Regions from separate parts of the Homo sapiens genome. Here region 1 is linked to region 2. Evidence: chromatin loops called from intact Hi-C (ENCODE). Cell type or tissue: heart left ventricle. All regions are shown on one strand.

Region 1 (4,000 bases), 200 kb before region 2:
GATAAGAGCTTTGATCAAATTCTGCACAAGAGCTGCACAAGGGTGGCAAGAAAAGGGTAACCTTGCTAGGATGGCTTCTTGGAGGAATCTCTTCCTGAGTCAAGTCCTAAAGAATAACTGAACAGGAGCTATTCAAGTGAAAGAAAAGGAGAGAGAATGTTCACACCAAGAGCCAATGAGGTAGATACAACCTTTTCCCTTGATCTCATCAGTACCATGAATATCACTCTTGGGATTGATTTAATTGCCAACAATATCTTTATAAATATAATCTTAGTTTCCAGGTTCTAAAAGGATGTAGGATAGAGCAAGTAATAAGACAAGCTGTGGCCAGGAGTGGTGGCTCACACCTGTAATCCTAGCACTCTGGAAGGCCGATGCGACGGATCACCTGAGGTCAGGGTATTACCAGCCTGGCCAACATGGCGAAACCCCATCTTTACTGAAAATACAAAAATTAGGCCGGGTTTGGTGGCTTACACCTGTAATCCCAGCACTTTGGGAGGCCGAGGAGGGCAGATCACGAGGTCAGGAGTTCGAGACCAGCCTGACCAACATGGTGAAACCCCGTCTCTCCTAAAAATACAAAAATTAGCCGGGCATGGTGGCACATGCCTGTGGTCCCAGATACTCAGAAGGCTGAGACAGGAGGAATCGCTTGAACTCGGGAGGTGGAGGTTGCAGTGAGCCGAGATTGAGCCACTGCACTCCGGCTTGGGTGACAGAGCAAGACTCCATCTCAAAAAAAAAAAAAAAAAAAAATTAGCTGGGCGTGGTGGCACATGCCTGTAATCTCAGCTACTTGGGAGGCCAAGACATGAGAATCACCTGAACCCGGGAGGCGGAGGTTGCAGTGAGCTGATATAGTGCCACTGCACTCCAGTCTGGGTAACAGAGCGAGACCCTGTCTCAAAAAATAATAATAATAATAAGACAAGTTGAGGCTGGGTACAGTGGCTAACGTCTGTAACCCCAGCACTTTGGGAGGCCGAGGCAGGCAGATCACTTAAGACTTGAGGTCAGGAGTTCGAGACCAGCCTGGCCAACAAGGCGAAACCCCCTCTCTACTAAAAATACAAAAATTAGCTGGACATGGTGGTGCACACCTTAATCCCAGCTACTCGGGTGGCTGAGGCAGGAGAATCGCTTGAACCCAGGAGGCAGAGGTTGCAGTGAGCTGAGATCATGCCACTGCACTCCAGCCTGGGATACAGAGTGAGGCTCCATCTCAAAAAAAAAAAAAAAGACAAGTTGTGAGTAAAGCCAGTACACCAACACTGTCTTTCCTAATACTTCTGACCCAGGAAGAATTTTATAGTCTAGTTTAAGTTGGTTTTGGAAACCACTCTTTTCTGCTAAAACAAAATCAAAACTTCAATCTGAGTGTCAAACCACAAGCTACCAGGGCAATGCTCTTTATAATCAAATTTCCAAGGGATCAAGCAAGCAAGTCTGGACTTGACAAGAGGAACCTGGTGGCCTGCTGCCACCAGGGTCTAAGGCAGGTTTCCTGGGCTTAATGCCCAATGACCTGTTGGCCTCTCGCAGATTACCCAGCACGCATGAGAAGGCTCTGAAATTACACCTGGGGTGAGAGCTTGAACAACACCCTGGCTTAAGGGGAAAAGGAAGAAGAAACCTGAATCTTGCTTCTCCCTTTCTTTTGCTGGTGAAACTGAACACCGAAAAGGCTGAGGCTTGGGGAACAGGGATGAAAGATGGAGGAGATCTGCAAAGAACAAGAGCTCCCTAGGGAAGAATGAAGGTGCCACATAGATGTTTTTCTCTAGGACAGAAAATCATCCTCGGCCAGCTCTTGACTTCCTCATCTTCTGCTTGATACAACTGCTTTCCAGCCTAGCTGTGCGTGAACAGATTCCAGACTCTGAGCTTGTCAGGAACTGCCTATCTGGACCTTTGGCAGCATTCAGAAACCCTCATGTTATCTTTTTTATTTTTATTTTTTTGAGATAGAGTTTCATTCTTGTCACCCAGGCTGGGGTGCAATGGCGCGATCTTGGCTCACTGCAACCTCCACCTCCTGGGTTCAAGCGATTCTCCTGCCTCAGCCTCCCCAGTAGCTGGGATTACAGGCATGTGCCACCACGCCCAGCTAATTTTTGTATTATTAGTAGAGACAGGGTTTCACCATGTTGGCCAGGCTGGTCTTGAACTCCTGACCTCAGGTGATCCACCAGTCTCAGCTTTTCAAAGTGCTGGGATTACAGGCATGAGTCACTGTGCCCAGCCTATCTTTTACTTTATTTATTTATTTTGTTTGAGATGGAGTTTCACTCTTCTTGCCCAGGCTGGAGGGCAATGACGCAATCTTGGCTCACCACAACCTCCACCTCCCAGGTTCAAGCGATTCTCCTGCCTCAGCCTCCCGAGTAGCTGGGACTACAGGCGCCCGCCACCACGCTCGGCTAATTTTTGTATTTTTAGTACAGACGGGGTTTCACTGTATTGGCCAGGCTGGTCTCGAACTCCTGACCTTGTGATCCACCCACCTCGGCCTCCCAAAGTGCTGGGATTACAGGCGTGAGCCACTGCGCCCGGCTATCCTTTTTTTCTTTTAAGACGGAGTCTTGCTCCGTCACCCAGGCTGGAGTACAGTGGCACGATCTTGGCTCACTGCAACCTCCACTTCCCAGGTTCAAGTGATTCTCTTGCCTCAGACTCCAGAGTAGCTGGGATTACAGGCGCCCACCACCACACCTGGCTAATTTTTTGTATTTTTAGTAGAGACGGGGTTTCACCATGTTGGGTAGGCTTGTCTCAAACTCCTGACCTCAAGCAATCCACCCACCTCGGCCCAATGTGCTGGGATTACAGGCGCGAGCCGCCGCGCCCGGCGGAAACCTTCATGTTATATTCAAGTGTAAAAGAGAGATGTGTGGGTTGAGTGGGGAGGAGGGTATTATCAGGAATCAGGTTTTATTATTTCCAATTCAATGCCTAGGTTCCTTCCCTCTGTTGAATTCTTTCTTTCTCAAAGGGCTCTACAGTTGCTGCCTGGCTGCAGGGAAGTAGAAGACACAGGAAAAAAAGGAAACAATATCTACATGAGTGTTTCCTAGCTGCATGGGCCTCTCCTCTGGCTCCCACATATGCTGGTGTGGGAGGCAAAGGAAAGGTCCCTTCAGGGTTTTCTCCTCAATCTTCTCATTCCCTAGTTGAGTTCATGTCTTCGGTTATCGCCTTAGGCCTTGATTCTTCTCACCCCACTTCTGTATATTCAACGCCCTCTGGACCTCTCCACTAGTATGTATAGGCATCTGAGATTCGCCATGTCCAAAACTGTACTCATCAAATCCAGCAGTAGAGTACAGAGGAAACAGTTTAGGCTGTGGGGCTACGCAGACCTGGGTTTGAATCTCAGTTCTGATATTTTCAAGAGATACTATATCTAAAGCACCTTGCACAGGGCCTAACCCATGCTCTTCTTTCTGTATAGTCATCCCGTGGTATCCACAGGAGATTGGTTCCAGGACCCCTTCAGATACCAAAATCCTGGGATGCTCCAGTCCCTTATATAAAATGGCATAGTATTTGCATAAACCTAAGTACATCTTCCTGTATATTTTAATCAACTCTAAATACTTATAATTCCTAATACAATATAAATGCTAAATGCTAGGTAAATAGGTGTTATAATTTTTTTTTTTTTTAGACACAGTTTCACTCTTGTTGCCCAGGCTGGAATGCAACGGCGCAATGTCGGCTCACCGCAACCTCCGCCTCCTGGGTTCAAGTGATTCTCCTGCCTCAGACTCCCGAGTAGCTGGGATTACAGGCATGCGCCACCACGCCTGGCTAATTTTGTATTTTTAGTAGAGACAGGGTTTCTCCATGTTGGTCAGGCTGGTCTCGAACTCCCGACCTCAGGTGATCCACCCACCTTGGCCTCCCAAAATGCTGGGATTACAGGCGTGAGCTACCACGCCCGGCCTATACTGTATTTTTTTATTTGAATTTTTAAAGTTGGTTTTTGTTCCCA
Region 2 (4,000 bases):
AGAAAAAGGTAACAGCCACTGAGAGGTATTGAAGTATCTATAACACATTTTATTGACTGTATTATAGTTTTCTAACTTGAAAGGTTAAAATAACAACAATTAAAAATATTAAAACTTCTGTATTAATTAAATGTATTACCAATGCCTTGGGTCATTTTATAGGGCTGACCGAGGGAGTAGTCTAGCTGAAAATGAAAGCAAAGCAGCTGTTATCCCCATCCGGGAAAGCTGAACATGCTAATGCAGTTGCTCTTGTCTCTGCTTCCTGCAGAGGGATTTGTTTAGAGGCCACACCAGCTGAGTCTGCACTGGGAGTTGCTTATGGAGAAGTGAACATTCCAGCTAATGGGCACAGAGACCGTGTAGCAATCTTCTGGCTGGGTGCGGTAGCTCACGCCTGTAATCCTAGCACTTTGGGAGGCTGAGGCGGGTGGATCACCTGAGGTCAGGAGTTCGAGACAAGCCTGGCCAACATGGGAAAACCCTGTCTCTACTAAAAAATACAAAAATTAGCTGGGTGTGGTGACACAGCCTGTAATCCCAGCTACACGGGAAGCTGAGGCTGGAGAATCACTTGAACCTGGGAGGTGGAGGTTGCAGTGAGCCGAGATGGCGCCACTGCACTCCAGCCTGAGGGACAGAGTGAGACTCCGTCTCAAAAAAAAGAAAGAAATCTTCCTTGTTGACAAATCTCAAATTTCCTTTTCTTATGCATGCAGAGGTCTTGAAACATTGAGAAGCGGTTTCTGAGGGCCTACAGGCTTATCAGCCCAACTAATGTATTCACCAAAGGCAGGCAAGAGAAATGGGTTGTAAAAGCAAATTCCATTTGTTTTCCCTCTCTGGTCCTTGGTTTGCGCTTTTTCCAGTTTGCCTGGAGAAGCCAGAATCTATTAGCCAAGTGTGATTCCTCATCTTTTGTCACCTTTTCCTGTGCTCTCCACCCTCTGGCTTTGCATATGGATTTCCAGGGCCTTCAGAGACACTGCTGAACAGAGTAAACAAGTGTTTCCCAGAACCAAGAGTCCTGGTGTCACCTGGCCTATAGAGAGTGCACATACAGTCTTTTCATTATAGTGTCTTCTGCCTGGCACTCAGTTGGGAAACCTGAGTGGCTCCTGAAGACAGGCCCGACATATCACACTGTCATCATGCTAAAGAAGTGAACCACTGCCTACCTTTTGACTTTCAGAGCTAAAGAAATCTGCCTGCATGATTAGATGTCAGCTTCACTGCCCACTTATAACCCTGAAGTTCACAAGCTCAGTTTCTTTTCAGCAAATGGGCACCTCAAATGTGAATCTTGGGCAGATTCAACTAGAATGAAGAGAGCAAGGCGCTGTGCTTATGCCGTCATTATGCCTTATTTTAAGATTTTCAAAGATGGATTATCAAGCAGGATGAAGCAGATCAACAAGTTTCCCTTTTGAGAAGTTGGAAGATTTATTTTTAGTCATTCTTTCTGTCTTGCCAAAACTGGTCCGACGCTTCCAAGGATCTGAAGTGCTGCATGGTGCTGCCCCCAACTGGTTCTTTTTGGTGCTTATATTATTACCACATCAGAAAATATATGACATTTAAATTTTTTTCGAAGCGCTTTCACATATTTTATTTTATTATTATTTTTTTGAGACAGAGTCTCACCCTGTTGCCCAGGCTGGAGTGCAGTGATATGATCTCTGCCCACCGCAACCTCTGCCTCCAAGGTTCAAGTGATTCTCGTGCCTCAGCCTCCCAAGTAGCTGGGATCACAGTCGTCTGCCACCATGCCCTGCTTATTTTTGTATCTTTAGTAGAGATGGGGTTTCACCATGTTGGCCAGACTGGTCTCGAACTCCTAGCCTCAGGGGATCCACCTGCCTTGGCCTCCCAAAGTGCTAGGAATACAGGTGTGAGCCATCTCGCCTGGCCAACTTTTACATATTTTTTTTTCAAGACAGGGTCTCACTCTGTTGCCTAGGCTGGAGTGCAGTGGCTCAATCTCACTTCACTGCAGCCTCCGCCTCCCGGGTTCAAGTGATTCTCCTGCCTCAGCCTCCCGAGTAGCTGGGATTACAGGCACCCACCACCATGCCCGGCTAATTTTTGTATTTTTAGTAGAGATGGGGTTTCACTATGTTGGCCAGGCTAGTCTTGAACTCCTGACCTTAGGTGATCTGCCCGCCTTGGCCTCCCAAAGTGCTGAGATTACAGGCGTGAGCCACGGCGCCTGGCCAACTTTCACATATTTTATTAGATTCTCATAACAACACTGCAAATTAGGTGAATCAGGGATTATCATACCTACTTATAGTTGAGAAAAGTGAAAGATGGATAGCCTTATTAGTTGATTTGTCCAAGTTAAATGGCTATTAGGAGGCTGAATTGGGCTAGAATTCAGATATTTCTCCTCTTATCCCATTAAGTTCCCTAGTCCTTTGTAAATGCAATGGTACCCAAAAATATGTATTAAGATATAAATTTTAGGCTTAGAGGAATTTCCCTCTTTTTCTCCCTTGGGAGGAGGAGGGAGATAATACATCATATAAGGTTTGAGTAAATTCATTTTTGAGCTCCTGTGCTGCATGAGGCTCTCTTACTCAGATGCTGTGGTCTCTAAGTCTCCAGTGCAACGTAGTGGTAAAGAGTATGGACTCTGGAGCCAGACTGCAGAGTCTGCCAGTCTCTGCCACTTAATAACTGGATAACTTTAAGCAAGTTGCTTAATTTCTAAATGCCTTCTCTAAAATGAGTAATAGTATGTAGTCATTTTGTAGTCCATAGCACGATGATTGGATTTTCATGTGCATGTGTGAGGTGTACTACCCTCAAACCTTATTAATGTCTGCACGTTGTCTGACATGAAAAAAAAAAGGAAAAAAAGTACCAGTGTACCTACCTTATAGGGTTATTGTGCAGATTAAATGAGATAATATATGCAAAACTCTCAGAACAGTGCCTGAAACAATTTAGATACTATATAAATAACAGCTGCTATTATTATTTATAAATACATATACTTACTCACTTTTTTTTGAGACTGGGTCTCTCTCTGTTGCCTAGGCTGGAATCTAGTGGCACAATCATGGCTCACTACAGCCTTGACCTCCTGAGGTTCAAGTGATCATCCCAACCTCAACCTGTGAGTAGCTGTGACTATAGGCACACACCACCACACCCAGCTAATTTTTTTTTTTTTTTGAGATGGAGTCTCGCTCTGTTGCCCAGGCTGGAGTGCAGTGGTACAGTCTCGGCTCACTGCAAGCTCCGCCTCCTGGGTTCATGCCATTCTCCTGCCTCAACTTCCCGAGTAGCTGGGACTACAGGCGCCTGCAACCACGCCCGGCTAATTTTTTGTATTTTTAGTAGAGACGGGGATTCAGCATGTTAGCTAGGACGGTCTCGATCTCCTGACCTCGTGATCTGCCCACCTTGGCCTCCCAAAGTGCTGGGATTACAGGTGTGAGCCATTGTGCCCAGGCTTTTTTTTTTTTTTTTTTTTTTTTTAGACGGAGTTTCACTCCGTCACTTGCCCAGGCTGGAGTACAATGGTGCAATCTCGGCTTACTGCAACCTCCATCTCCCGTGTTCAAGCGATTCTCCTGCCTCATCCTCTCGAGTACTGGGATTACACGCATGCGCCACCATGCCTGGCTAATTTTGTATTTTTAGTAGAGACAGGGTTTCTCCATGTTGGTCAGGCTGGTCTCGAACTCCCGACCTCAGGTAATCCACCTGCCTTGGCCTCCCAAAGTGCTGGGATTACAGGTGTTAGCTACTATGATCCCACCCCTGGGAGCTACCGTGCCTGGCCAATTTTTGTATTTTTTGTAGGGACGGGATTTTGCCACTTTCCCCAGGCTGGTCTCAAACTCCTGACCTCAAGTGATCCTCCCACCTTGGCCTCCTACCGTGCCCAGCCTTATTCACTTTTTTTTCTTTTTTTTTTTTTTTACTAAAAAAGCAAAGCTGCCCTTCATGGGTATTTAGGAATGATGAACAGCAAGACTATCTTCAAATA

The links. Peaks named below come from ENCODE experiments on the same cell type or tissue, not always from the same donor. Only the 100,000 strongest peaks of a DNase experiment are listed, where the experiment ranks them.
Region 1: it touches region 2 in a loop (6-fold over the local background); 33 of 110 quality-filtered maps call a loop at or near these places.

What each region holds. Positions count from the first base shown.
Region 1 is chr1:45,555,158-45,559,157 of GRCh38, reverse strand. All of the region lies in intron 1 of AKR1A1 (aldo-keto reductase family 1 member A1), which reads right to left. Among named protein-coding and RNA genes, the nearest start is that of AKR1A1, 6.3 kb to the right of the region's middle. RefSeq lists enhancers at 1,615-2,360, 2,361-3,107. In heart left ventricle, no CTCF peak of the experiment used is centred here; no DNase peak of the experiment used is centred here.
Region 2 is chr1:45,357,493-45,361,492 of GRCh38, reverse strand. The region is part of intron 4 of TESK2 (testis associated actin remodelling kinase 2); the gene reads left to right. It also overlaps the pseudogene LOC124904849. Among named protein-coding and RNA genes, the nearest start is that of TOE1, 19 kb to the right of the region's middle. RefSeq lists enhancers at 529-1,028, 1,159-1,238, 1,499-1,598. In heart left ventricle, a CTCF peak has its summit at 1,519 (motif pointing left); a DNase peak (open chromatin) is centred at 1,512; H3K4me3 peaks cover 1,124 bases; H3K27ac peaks cover 1,443 bases.